4 separate regions of the Homo sapiens genome follow, and regions 1, 2 and 3 are each linked to region 4. Evidence: chromatin contacts called from ENCODE Hi-C or POLR2A ChIA-PET data. All regions are on one chromosome and are shown on one strand. Each heading gives the region's core, a stretch centred on a gene start or an enhancer-like site at or near the end of the contact. The rest is flanking DNA. Distances are from core to core; before and after follow the strand shown. Region 1 overlaps CLEC16A (C-type lectin domain containing 16A). Region 2 overlaps CLEC16A (C-type lectin domain containing 16A). Region 3 overlaps LOC105371082 (a long non-coding RNA gene). Region 4 overlaps CLEC16A (C-type lectin domain containing 16A).

Evidence for each region. Hi-C counts contacts between places; a loop is a spot of excess contacts on that map. ChIA-PET counts read pairs that join two places held with the same protein, here RNA polymerase II (POLR2A). Pooled maps may share reads with other maps.
Region 1: a pooled map shows a loop between it and region 4 (4-fold over the local background). The contact joins two enhancer-like sites. A Hi-C loop is called at or near these places in 20 of 168 maps with a recorded cell type or tissue (B cell, IMR-90, K562 and 12 more), 7 of 37 single-sample maps with no recorded cell type and 25 of 50 pooled maps. POLR2A ChIA-PET finds 5 or more read pairs at or near these places in 9 of 52 experiments (AG04450, HEK293, activated CD4-positive, alpha-beta T cell and 3 more).
Region 2: a loop to region 4 is called in a pooled map, with 4 times the contacts of the local background. The contact joins two enhancer-like sites. A Hi-C loop is called at or near these places in 20 of 168 maps with a recorded cell type or tissue (GM12878, IMR-90, K562 and 12 more), 5 of 37 single-sample maps with no recorded cell type and 24 of 50 pooled maps. POLR2A ChIA-PET finds 5 or more read pairs at or near these places in 6 of 52 experiments (GM12878, activated B cell, activated CD4-positive, alpha-beta T cell and 3 more).
Region 3: a loop to region 4 is called in a pooled map, with 2.6 times the contacts of the local background. The contact joins two enhancer-like sites. A Hi-C loop is called at or near these places in 2 of 37 single-sample maps with no recorded cell type and 6 of 50 pooled maps. POLR2A ChIA-PET finds 5 or more read pairs at or near these places in 2 of 52 experiments (Caco-2 and activated CD4-positive, alpha-beta T cell).

Annotation. Positions count from the first base shown.
Region 1 is chr16:10,981,086-10,984,450 of GRCh38, reverse strand. CLEC16A (C-type lectin domain containing 16A) reads right to left here. Exons shown (of 24, transcript NM_015226.3): 10 at 1,460-1,573. Among named protein-coding and RNA genes, the nearest start is that of CLEC16A, 38 kb to the right of the region's middle. RefSeq lists a silencer at 2,412-2,481. Within about 2 kb of position 1,835, at least 7 of the 41 ENCODE cell types and tissues checked have a DNase peak (open chromatin) inside an H3K27ac peak, as active enhancers do.
Region 2 is chr16:10,962,612-10,965,666 of GRCh38, reverse strand. The region is part of intron 3 of CLEC16A (C-type lectin domain containing 16A); the gene reads right to left. Among named protein-coding and RNA genes, the nearest start is that of CLEC16A, 20 kb to the right of the region's middle. RefSeq lists an enhancer at 71-150. Within about 2 kb of position 1,491, at least 8 of the 41 ENCODE cell types and tissues checked have a DNase peak (open chromatin) inside an H3K27ac peak, as active enhancers do; they include GM12878, where a contact is called at or near this core.
Region 3 is chr16:11,327,293-11,330,546 of GRCh38, reverse strand. All of the region lies in intron 1 of LOC105371082 (a long non-coding RNA gene), which reads right to left. Among named protein-coding and RNA genes, the nearest start is that of RMI2, 17 kb to the left of the region's middle. RefSeq lists enhancers at 1,084-1,863, 1,922-1,971, 2,862-2,921, 2,982-3,051, 3,142-3,201. Within about 2 kb of position 1,891, at least 20 of the 41 ENCODE cell types and tissues checked have a DNase peak (open chromatin) inside an H3K27ac peak, as active enhancers do.
Region 4 is chr16:11,113,097-11,116,317 of GRCh38, reverse strand. The region is part of intron 19 of CLEC16A (C-type lectin domain containing 16A); the gene reads right to left. Among named protein-coding and RNA genes, the nearest start is that of SOCS1, 140 kb to the left of the region's middle. RefSeq lists an enhancer at 2,992-3,221 and a silencer at 2,992-3,221. Within about 2 kb of position 1,542, at least 4 of the 41 ENCODE cell types and tissues checked have a DNase peak (open chromatin) inside an H3K27ac peak, as active enhancers do; they include GM12878, where a contact is called at or near this core.

The sequences.
Region 1 (3,365 bases), core at 586-3,085, 130 kb after region 4:
CCAGAACTAGCATGATACTTGGCCCAAAGAAAGAGCTCCATCAACACTGCTGAATGAATCAAGAAAGGGATAGGCCAGACAGGGGCCATGAAAAGGCCCCAATCAATTCACTAATGCCACCACCACTAACAAGGACAGAGTTTCTGGGAAGCTTTTCAGAGGCGCTAATGCTCCCCTGAATAACAAAATGACCTGGCCAGACCATCATACACCAAAACCAGTGGAAGGGCAGGGGCCTCTTGTAATTGTACTCCATGCAGTGGTGGCCTTTCATCCACAGGGTCACATTCCACCCATTCATGTAGGTGGGGCAGCAAATCTACTACCCCAGGGCGAGCTGGCCCTTTTACCAGCCTGGCCACTGCCTGAGCACCTGGCTGCAGAGAGGAAACCTTTATGAAACAGCCCTTGTATAAAACGCACTATGCTCATCTCACTTACCCACTCTAAGCTCCTTATGGCAGGGATCTCACCTGTCACTGAATCAGCTGCAGCCTGGGCTCCGCATAAGTGAGATGAGCATTTGTGCAGCCCAGACTGCAGCTGATTCAGTGACAGGTGAGATCCCTGCCATAAGGAGCTTAGAGTGGGTAAGACCTTTGAAAAGAGGGAACCAGGTGCATCAGGAACCAGGCTGTAGGTACGGTAAAGGCGCAGGTTCAAAGGCACAAATGCTGGACATGCTGGGGGAAAAGCAAGTCAGACCAGGATTAAGGCAGCTGGAGCTCAGGACATGTGAGCAGGATCTGAGAGATGACAGCAGAGATATACAGAGGACAAGATGGAAAAGCTTCAAGAGAAGTCACAACACTGGCCATCAGGTGTTTTCCCTCAGCAGTGTACCAAATGGAACGCCAAAGCTCCTTCCTGCAGACCACAAACATGCTACTTAGTCCAAAGCTTGATGATCATTTAAAACTAGAGATTACACGTAACAATGCGTTTTTCCCGCTTCTCTAGAAACATGAAAAAACCTAGTAATCCTACATCCATATTCCTGCAGAACAGCAGCAGCCTGGGGTAGAACAGGAGCTGCTCGCCAAGGTGGCATACACTCTCCAATTTGCCACACCCCTCGCCACTCTCTACTGCCCTCACCTGGGGCCTGAGTCATTCATGGATGTTCATCGCCCAACTTCTGTAGACATTAGTTCCTCTGATAAGGCATTTTCTCACTGTGTCCCGATAACAGTGTCTCACAGATATGCAACCTAAGGCCCGGAGTGGTACAATTCCATGTTTAAGAACACACAATCAATCAAATCCAGGTGGTCCCTGATCCCAGCTTCTCTTGGGTATGCAATCAAGACTCTGATTAGGTTCACTGAATCCCGGACCAGCTTATGCATCATCACTGCTATATATTCAGAATGTTAGTTTCTGATTTTAGAGAAACACACAGATTAGCAAAATGAGCAATGGTTTCCTGTTAAGGTCAGTCCCGAAGCTAATGACTTACAGAACTTCTCTGAATATCCTGTTCAGTCTTAGCGTACATCTCAGACAGATCACCATTCAGAATGACTTCAGCTAACGAGTTCACCAGCGGTGCATGATGTATAATTAAGAAGACCTGGCGGAAAAAAAAGAAACGGGATTTGCATGAAAGTGTGCGGTATTTTCAACCTCTTGCTTCCTGGATCAGAAGCGACCAGGCTGGGCTACCTAAGTCCTGTATTAAGCAGCAATTCCTACGATGCAAAATTCAAAGAATGAGCCACAGGAAGCAGGACTCGGTTCCACTCTTGTAAGGTCAGTCTCTCCTTCAGACTGTTGCCTATTTGGCTGGCTGCTCTTCCTCGGAAGGAAGTGCATTAATGCGAGACTGTCCCTCATGGCTGGGTGAAGCCAAATCCGGCTGAAGTGGAGCAATGCGGGAAAGAACAGCCAAACCAGCACACTCCTTCCTTTCCATGGGCATTTTAGTGTCAAATTTGGTTATGAGAAGACTAGAAGGCACTGTCCCAATACTTTAGTGATACAAGAAGAAGGGGCCGGAGAGTTTTGTTCCAATCAAGGACTTGGCAGAGGGTTGGCTACACAGAGATTCCATCACGGGAGGGAGCTCTGACCCTGTGGTGGGTTTTAGCACACGGGGATTCCACAGCATCGTCAGGAGGTATGTGAACTACGGGGCTGAAAATCACACGAGACAGAGGCAAACCCAGGTGGGCCAGGATGCAAAATCAGAGGGCTGCCTCTGGGCTAAGCTGGCCCTGCTCCCACACCTGTTGCCCAATGTTCAGAGGACCAGCTTTAAGAATCAGGGTATTCAAAACTGTCTTGCAAAGCTGGCCTAGACATGCCTGCTATTTTGTTTTAAAATGTAAAGGCAAGAGGGTGTAGCACAGGGTGTGGCTTATCTACCATTTGCATAGAAAAGCGTGTGCATGTTTGTATTTGCTTATTTACATATGCATAGGCCAGGGTTTCTCAATCTTGGCACTGCTGACAATTTGGGCTATAACTGAGTATGGAGGGAGGCTGTCCCAGACACTGCAGGCTGGTGAGCAGCATCCCTGACCTCCACCCACTAGATGTCAGTAGCACCCCAGCCTCGGTCATGACAACTGAATGCATCTCCCCAGACACTGCCAGGTATCCCCTGAGGGGCAAAATTGCCCCTAGTTAAGAACCCCTGACAGATGTCTCTGTTAGGACATACGAGAACCCTGTAACCCTAATTGTCTCTGGGGATAGAAGTCAGGAGCCTGAACAAAACTAGAACAGAAACCCGGTTTTTACATGTTTGAACTTTTTAACTTTAAAAAACGTTGTTTAAAAAAAATTATTTTTTAAAAAGTGAAGGCAAAAATCAACACAGGCTGCCTCTGGGGAGTGCAGTTGGGTGCTCAGGGTATAGAGTGAGAGAGACTTTTCACATGCCATGTTTTGTACTGTTTGAACAAGGGGAATATATTATTCTAACAAATACATAGAATTCAAATTAGATAAAAGGTACAGGCAGAATGGCCATGTGGCACCTCCCTATAAAAAATTGCATCTTTTAAAAAAATACTGGGAACCTTTTCTATCACAGAGACCACATAGTATGATTCAATGAGTTAACCCACGTCCAAGGCTTGGCAGGCCCTTAAATGTTAGCAATGATGATTTTTCTCACCTTCCTTATGGCCGAATTACTGCCACACATCACTCTACCAACAACACAAAACACCAATCACTGTGGTCATTCATTCTCAAATATCCGTTACGTACCTTGAATGAATGCGGCCTTAACTGATCATTTATTCCTTCTTTTCAGTCCACAAGCATTCAGTGAGCACCTACAAAGGCCCCCCTGAACAAAGCAACCAATTCCTGCCTGTGGACACACACAGTGCTCATTTCCCTGGCTCTGAACC
Region 2 (3,055 bases), core at 242-2,741, 150 kb after region 4:
CTTAGGTCACTAACCCCAACAGGCAACAGGTGCATTTGTGAAATGGTAGCTTGTAATAGTGAAAAGCTGGAAACCACCTAAATGCCCGTGGTCAGGTTAAATAGATTATAGCACAACAAGCTGCCACTCCTAAACCAAACCAGGCAGGGTTACAGAACGGGACAATGAGATCTAGGATACACTGGGAAGGTGGGAAAAAGAAAAGCAAACAGCAGAATGGCTGGTGCACAATGGATCGTTAGGGTTGAATTCTGCAGAAACTTGACTTTACATTTTTCTAACATTTGGCTTTTCGTTATTTAACAATGAGGACATTTTTTCTTCTGTGATTAGAAAACAAAAATAAAAGCAAAGGTCTTCTATCCTCCTCACCCCTTACAAATCCAAGTTCTGTAAACGTGCAATGATTTCTACCCTTTTTGCAGGGCTTATAAAAGCACTGTGGTGAAGGGGCTATAAAGCCAGGGGCATCTGCCTGGGTTTCCCACAGCAGGGCACCCTTTTCGGTGCCAGGACAAGAAAAGCCACGCATACTGCATGATCTCAATTACAGGGAGAATCTAAGACAGTCAAATTCATAGAAGCAGAGAGTCAAAGGGTGGTTACCAGGGACTGGGGAGGAGGGAAATGGGGAGACGCTGATCAAAGGGTACGACGCACGATGAGTAAGTTCCGGAGCTCTCATGTACAGCACAGTGACTACAGGTCATCCTACTGTGTTACAGACTTGAAATCTGCTAACAGATCTACTGCATATTTTCATCACCCAAGGTGCACACACAACCCCCACCCACACACACGCACAAAAGTGAGGTGATGGATATGTTAATTCACTTGATTGCCGTGATTATTTCACAATGTACACATTTTTTTGTGTATATGTATATATTAAATCAAGTTGTACACATTAAATATATACAATTTTTAAAAGCCACATAATTCAGAGAAACACTCTAAAAGCCGTAAGTTTTGATCGCCCCACCCCCATCTCAATCCAGTCACCCCGTGCCTAGCTGGACTTTGAGAGGCTTCCCAGGGCAGGGACACTGAGGGTGATGTTGCCTTAAAGGATAAAACCGACACCATGGCCATGTCCTATCTGCCAGACCCTGTGCCTCGCTCTGAACACCTGCTCTCACGCTCACGCCCAGCCACTCTATGCTGCAGCCACTGTGCTCTCCTCTTGACAGATGCACAAACAGCAGCTCGGAGCCTTCACTGTCCAGGCACGTGCAGGGAGCCAGTGTGGGGCAGAACTGGGCCTGGGACCTGGTTCAGTCTGAGTCAAGGGCCTGTGCCACTGAGCTGGATCTTCCCCTCAGAGCTTTTAGAAACCGCAGTCATTTCACATCCAGTGAAACAGGCGCTGGTAACAAGGGAAACCATTTAGGGAGACAGGAGTCGGCCCACATTTGTCAACTTGCGGTCACCGGGAAGCATAAGGCGTCTCTGAGGCAGCAGCACCACCTAGCGGCGGCTGCGAGAGCCATCACTCAGCAGCCCTTTCACCTCTCCCTCTTGGCCAGAGGAATGCCACCATCTCTACCTCTTTCTGCCCACTGCAGACTTTTTTCAGACCTGTCCTGGGGACTTAGAGCCTGCCTCTGATATAGACATTTGGCCACTTGTCCCCCACTTCTGGCGGGCAGGGCCCGGGCTTGGTGAAGTCACCTTGGAATAACAAAGCTAGCAGTCTAGCGTGGAGGATTAGGAACCAAACCAGGGTTTCTCAGCCTCGGCACTGGGGACAATTTGGGCTGGGTAATTCCCTGTTGTGGGGGGCCTGTCCTTAGCAGCACCCCTACCCTCTACCCACTAGATGTCAGCAGCACCCCCAAGAATGTTTTTAGATGATGCCAAATGTCCCCTCACTGAAGACCACTGAGCTAATCGCCTGGGATGAAACCCCTTCTCTATTCTGGCTTTGCTAGAGCTGGCGCCTGGGTGTTAAAATGAAAGCACTGATGGCACCTGCCTCTCAGGGGTGGTTATTACGGATGACGAAACTGAGGCTTAGTGAGGGCAGGTAAGAAGTTCGGAGTCACACACTCACTAGCTGGGTGGAGGGACTGAAGCAGGAGGGTTGGTACCAATGCACACACCCTTGCCTGCCCTCTGGCAGAGATCTTCCTTGTCTTACTTCTTCCAGTGCTTATTCCATTGGCTGATGATTCAGCGACCCCAACTCTTTAATAGCAAGTCATAAAGAAGAACTGCAAACACCCCCAGCATCATCAGCAGAGGGGAACCCTCTGATAGTACCCACCACACAGAAACAAACACAGGCTTAGGGACTGAACTATGTCTCCCTCAGGTTCCTACATTGAAGCTCTAACCCCCATTGTGGCTGTATTTGAAGACAGGGCCTTTGGCGAGGTAATTAAGGTTAATGAGGTCATAAGGGTGGGGGTTCTCATCCAATAGGACTGGCGTCCCCATAGAAGGAGGAAGAGACACCAGCTAGCACTCTCTCAATTTCTCTCCACTCACACACAGATGAAAGGCCATGCACAGCAAGAGGGTGGCCGTCTGCAAGCCAGGAAGAGAGCCCTCACTAGAAACCAACCCTGCTGGCAACTTGATCTTGAACTTTTTTTTTTGTTGTTGTTGGAGACAAGGTCTTGCTCTGTCACCCAGGCTGGAGTGCAGTGGCACAATCACGGCTCACTGCAACCTCGACTTCCTTGACAAACAATCTTCCTGCCTCAGCCTCCTGAGTAGCTGGGACTACATGTGCACACCACCACACCCAGCTAATTTTTGTGGTTTTTTGTAGAGACGGGGTTTCACCTTGTTGTCCAGGCTGTTCTCAAACTCCTGAGCTCAAGTGATCTGCCCACCTTGGCCTCCTAAGTGCTGGGGTTACAGGGATGAGATACCATGCCTGGCCAATCTTGGACTTCAATGCTCCAGAACAGTGAGAAAACAAATCTCTATTGTTTAACCCACTCAGTCTATGGTATTTTGTTAGGATAGCCTGAGCCGACGAATAGTAAGCGCAGACACAGAAAACCACGCCCAACTTCACCCTGCTACATGCACAGCAGCACAGAGG
Region 3 (3,254 bases), core at 642-3,141, 210 kb before region 4:
GTCAAAATTTAGAGAATGGGGGGCTGGGCGCAGTGGCTCACACCTGTAACCCCAGCACTTTGGGAGGCTGAGGTGGGTGGATCACTTGAGGTCAAGAGTTCGAGATTAGCCTGGCCAACATGGCAAAACCCTGTCTCTTCCAAAAAATACAAAACTTAGCCAGGCATGGTGGTGGACACATGTAGTCCCAGCTACTTAGGAGGCTAAGGTGGGAGAATCGCTTGAACCTGGGAGGCGGAGGTAGCAATGAGCTGAGATCATGCCACTACACTCCAGCCCGGTCAACAGAGTGAGTCTCTGCATTAAAAAAAAAAAAAAAAAAAAATATATATATATATATATATATACACACACACATATATATAGAATGGCACATACATACCCAGAACAGAATCCCAGCCCCGTGCAAATGACAACTTGTCACAGGTGGTGGCCCAGCTGGAAAATATTTGTTTCTTCTTCAGGGACTTCAGTCAAGAAAGCCCAGTAGTACCTAAGTTAACTACCAAGGAGAAGAGGGAGTAGAGAATGACTGCTTAATGGATACAGAGTTTCCTTTGGGAATGATGAAAATGTTTTCCAACTAAAGAGAGGTGGTAGTTGCACAACGCTGTAAATGTACTAAGCACCACTGAATTGTTCATTTCAAATTAGTTAATTTTATGTTACGTGAATTTCACTTCCATTTATTAAAAATAGGTTCCAGGCCAGGCTCACGCCTATAATCCCAACATTTTGGGAGGCCAAAGCGGGAGGATCGCTTGAGCCCAGGAGTTCAAGACCAGGCTGGGTAACAGGGAGACCCCCGTCTCTACAAAAAATTAAAAAATTAGCTGGGCATGGTGTTGTGTGCCTGTAGTCCCAGCTACTTGGGAGGCTGAGGTGGTAGGATCACTTGAGCCTAGGAAGTCGAGGCTGCAGTGAGCTGTGATCATGCCACTGCACTGCAGCTTGGATGACAGAGCAAGACCCTGTCTCTAAAAAAAATAAGTAAATAAAAAAGGTTCGACTCCCCCCTCAAAAATAGTATCCAGGGATAACTGTGCCCTAAATCTACCCCCAAGAAATTCAGGCCCTTTGAGAGGTTAAGTAACTTACTCAATGCCTCACAGCCAGGAAGAGGTTGACCCTGAAATCAGCCTGCCTCCAAAGCTCCAGTTCTTTCTACTGGAGACGGGAGAAAATGGGTTAAATATCACTCATCCCTTTCTCTCCAGGGAATTCCTCAGGAATTCCTTTCCCCTGGAGCAGTGTGACTTTATTTACATAAAAACTCTTCCAGGGACAGAAACAAGAAATGCAGACCAGTACCAGTATATTGTTGTACCTGTAACAGACCCTTTTTCTCAAAATAACCGCAATTCTGTGAAAGTGGAAGTGTTCTAGAAAATCGAGACAGAGCATCACTCCACGTGTTTGCACAGAAAGAAACAAACCTTCTGAGCAGTGCGCTGAATCCAAACGCCTGATTTCACAGGGAAGGAAGGAAAAGCGGGGTACATGAGACGTTGAAATGCACCCCCCAGGGCAGTAGGGGCATTTTTTTGAGTGAGTTTGGGATGGGGTTAGGTGGGAGGCAGGGGGATGGACAAAATGAACACCTGCCAAAGCCCCAAAGCAGTTTCTCCAACCCAGAATGCCCTGACCACCAGTGAGGGGTAGTTTCCCAACTGTCCTGGTATGAGGTTTTCTGGGGGGCCTGACCTTCATTCGAAGTTCAATGAAGCACACAGCGCCCCTGCATCAGAGATTGCTTCTGAGGGACTCAAACCTCAGCCTTGCAAAACAGCGACACTTGAGTGAACCCAGCTGGAGACAAAGGAAGTGTGAGTCAGCCCAAGAATTTCTTTTAAAAGGCCGAGTGAAGGAGGCCACAGCTGCTGAACTGGAAGACAGAATTTGCATGAGCCTGGGGCTAGGCTCTGGGCACCAACCTCCGGATGTCCTCAGGGATCTGTGAGCAGAGAGGCCTGGCTGCAAAGGGTCTGGAGGACGGCCCTTCTGCTAAGGTGTCCGCTCCCAAGGCAGAGGGCTTGGGGGAGCTGGAGGAGGCTGGGTTCCAGGAGGGGTGGCCAGGTAAGTCCTTGGGCCAGTAGGGAAGAAGTCCAACTGTGTACAAACGTTACCTCTGAGCCACACCACTACCCTGCCAGGAGGTTTGATGTGGTCCCATTTTACAGAGGGGAAGACTGAGTCTGATTTCTTCACTCAACAAGTGCTCACTGAATGCCTGGGATGCAGCGGTGAACAAAACCAACAAAAGACCCTGCTTTTATGGAGTTTATAATCTGGTGAAGGATGGGGAGAGAGCAAGAGACAATTTCGGGTGCTAAGCACATGCAGATGAAGAAAATAAACCAGGAGGGGTGGGGAGAGGGGCTTATCTGCACAGGCTCCCTCAGCTGAGACCTGAATGACAGAAGGGGCTGGTGGGCTGGGGAAGGGCCACTCCCACCAGAGGGAATGGCGAATGCTAAGGCCCTGCAGCGGGAGCGACCCTGTGTGTATGAGGAACAGAAAGGCCAGTATGGGTGCGCAGTGATGGGGGAGCAGTCAGTGATGCAGTCAAGAGGTCGGTGAGGCAAGATCAGGTAGAGACTCACAGGCCACTTAAAGGAATTTGGATTTTGCTTTAAATGTACCAGGAATGCGCATTTTTGAGGGGAGGGGTGGGGAGAGACAGAGAGAGGAGGCTGGGCACAGTGGCTCACATCTGTAATCTCAGCACTTTAGGATGCCAAAGTGGGAGGATCACTTGAGGTCAGGAAACCAGCCTGGCCAACATGTCAAAACCCCGTCTCTACCAAAAATACAAAAATTAGCCGGGCGTGGTAGTGGGTGGCCTATAAACCCATCTACTTGAGAGGCTGGGGCAGGAGAATCACTTGAGCCCGGGAGGTGGTTGCACTCCAGCCTGCGCAACAGAGGGAGATTCCATCTCAAAAAAAAAAAAAGAGAGAGAGAAAGAGAAAGAGAGAGACATGACCTGATTTTCGTTTTCAGTAGACGCCCCTGGCCGCCGCGTGGAGACTGGGCTGTGGGGGCAGAGGAGTGGAGAGACTAGCCAGGAGGCTGCAGCTGCGGTTTCACTCTACTCCCCACGGCCCGATGAGGGGAGACAAAGACAGAACTCAAGGATGGACTTGGTTTGGGACTTGAGCGACTGGGTCCATGCAGGTGTCCTTGCCTGAGGCAAGGATGGTTTGAGCCAGGGCACCCAGCCGGAGCTGGCTAGACTCCCTTTCTCCCGTGCC
Region 4 (3,221 bases), core at 293-2,792:
GTTCAAGTGATCCTCCTGCCTCAGCCTCCCTAATAGCTAGGATTATAGGCAAACACCACCACGCCTGGCTATTTTTTTTTTTTTATTTTTAGTAGAGACAGGGTTTCACCATGTTGGCCAGGCTGGTCTCAAACTCCTGGCCTCAAGTGATCCGCCTGCCTTGACCTCCCAAAGTGCTGGGATTAGAGGCATGAGCTACCACATCTGGCCCAGTTGTGCTTTCTTATTATCTACAGCAAGAACCTTCTTTCCTTTCCCAACAGTCCAGCCGGGTATTTGAAAATATTTTTTAAAAAACATATTTTAGGGCTGGGCACGGTGGCTCATGCCTGTAATCTCAGCACTATGGGAGGCCAAGGTGGGAGGATTGCTTGAGCCCAAGAGTTCATCCTGGGCAACATAGTGAGACCTTGTCTTTAAAAAAATTTATAATATATATGTTTTAATATATTATGAAATATATTATATTAACATAAAATGTACAATAGTATGTTTATCTTATGATGAATTTTTAGTTCCATACTGGATGATTCTCTAGATGACTAGTCTTCTACATTATTAAAAAAGGAAGTCATCATATTCATTCTTATAAACATTTTCTTTGTGGTAGGTAGGGTTTGTTTTCTTTACTCAATACTTAAAACAGGCCGGGCGTGGTGGCTCATGCCTATAATCCCAACACTTTTGAAGACTGAGATGGGTGGATCGCTTGAGCCCAGGAGTTCCACACCGGCCTGTGCAACATGGCAAAACCTCACCTCTACTAAAAGTAGAAAAATCAACTGGCTGTAGTGGCATGTGCCTGTAGTCCCAGCTACTCAGGAGGCTGAGGCAGGAGGATCACTTGAGCCCAGGGAGGTTGAGGCTATAGAGAGCCGTGATCACACCACTGAACTCCGGTCTGGGTGACAGAGTGATGAGCCCTGTCTCAAAACAAACAAACAAAACTTAAAGCATTTTCTCAGTGGGAATCTTTTAAAAAATACTCTTTAAAAATAGAACAAAAACAATAAACATGTTCTTTCCTTTCTTTCTCTTTCTATCCTCCTTCCCCCTCCTCTCCTTTCCCTTTCCTCACTCTACACAGGACAACTTGACTACCTTCTGTTTTCACATTCACAAAAGAAGTTCATCTGAGAGTTTGATCTGGGAAAACGGACACAGTCATACACGTCAGTGTCAATGGGGTTTGTCCCAGGCAGTGCGACTCCCTCATAGAGCCTGGCTGCCTGAGGGGCTTCAGCGGAAGAAAGACCTGCCACCTCCACCACAAAGAACAAAAAAGGAAGGATAAAACCCCAGAACGGAACAGCTTTCAGAAATGTAATTGAGACATCAAAGCCCTGTGAGAACACAGTGAGAGATTTCATAAGAAAACTAAAATGCGGCCACACCAGTGAGACAGGAAGGATCCCAGGGAGGGAGCTCTCGCTTTTCAGAGGCTGTGGGGCAGTTAAGGAGAAATGAAGCGGCTTCTACAGATTACAAGCAAATGCTATCCGCAAGGGAGATCAAGGAATTGCGGGTTTTGGGTGACTCCTTTGTGGGTCCCGCCAGTATCATTTTAGGGAACTCCTGTACCCTGCCCCAGTCCTCGGCTGCTCCACACCCTGGCTGTGGAGCCCTGGGGGACACAGGCTAGTCACCTTGGGACTGCCATGGGGTCTTGGGTTGAGGAGAAATCCAGGAGAGAAATGCTGAATGGAATCCAACTCGGCCCACCCTCTAAAGCCTCTGCCTGCAGGCTTCATGCATGCATTTGGGAGCCAGCAGGAGTATGCTGAGTGCTAAGGTACCATGGGAAGGACTTGGTGGCAGACGGCTCTGTCGTGGTATGTGGCAGCCTCCCTGCCTGACACTCAGGAGTGGCCATGGCAAGGAGAGGCCAGTGCAGCTGACAGGTGACATGAGACTGCCTGGTCATCCATCCACCATCCCCAGATCTCACTGCCCATCGAATCTCCAATTCTACAGGGGTGGGGCTTAGGATTCTATTAAGAAAATTATCAGAAGACAATGATCAGATCAATTATCCCTATGATTTAAGAGGCCAAAGATACAGTAGTAAACGTGAAGGATTTGCATAGGCCATTCACAGATGAGGGGAAGGGGGCAGCCAGGAATGGGGATTGCCAATAAACACACACACACACACACACACACACACACACACACACACACACACACACGGCCATCCTCATGGGAAATCAGGAAACAACTCAAAATACCATCTTCTGCCCATAGGATTGGCAAGAATAAACATGTCTGATAACATCAGGTATAATGAGGATGCAGAGAAACTGGCATTTCTCAAAAGCTGCTAGTGGGAGAATAAATTAGCATAGCCGTTTTGAAGGACAAATTAGCATTATTTATTAAAACCGAAAGTTTCACATTCTATGACCTAGCAATTGGTATGTTCCCAAGAAAAACACTCACACGCGTGGGCTAAAAGACTGTGAAGAGTCAATTTTCCAGCAAGAAGGGAAAGCCTAACTAAAATGTGTTTATTCCTTCTGTGTAACACCAAGGAGCAATGACATGGAATGAATTCGCCTTCCAGAGAGTTCAAGAGAGCCAAGTCTCAAGAACATACGATGAGTAGAAAAAGAAGCTCCAAGGTGATTTTAGTTTCTTTTTCTTTCTGTTTTTTTTCTTTGAGACAGGGTCTCACTCTGTCACCCAGGCTGGAGTACAGGGGAGCGATCATGGCTTACTGCAGCCTCGGCCTCACAGGCTCGAGTGATCCTCTCACCTCAGGCTCCCAAGTTACTGGGACTAAAGGCATGCACCATCCATGCCCAGCTAATTCTTTATTTTTTGTAGAGATGGGGTTGTGCCATGTTGCCCAGGCTGGACTCGAACTGCTGGCTCAAGGGATCCTCCCACCTCAGCCTCCCAAAGTGCTGGAATTACAGGCCGATTTTAGTTTCTACACACTGCTCTGATTTTCTAAAGGGAAAATAGGTATGTTATTTGCACACTTAAAATTGAATAAAGAAATAAGTGAGTCTCTTTCCACAGCTTTACACAAAGGGACTCAGGTCTTTATGAGGCCCAGCCAGGGTTGGGGAGCAGCACTAGGCCAAGCTGCTGGCCAGCCGGGCTCTGCCTGATCATGCAGATGATAGACAATCACTGAGAACCAGGTGATGGCGTGAAGCCAAGAGCTCTCTGACAGCACCCTTGGGACATAGCTGTGGATGTTTCCAAGTGTGAGT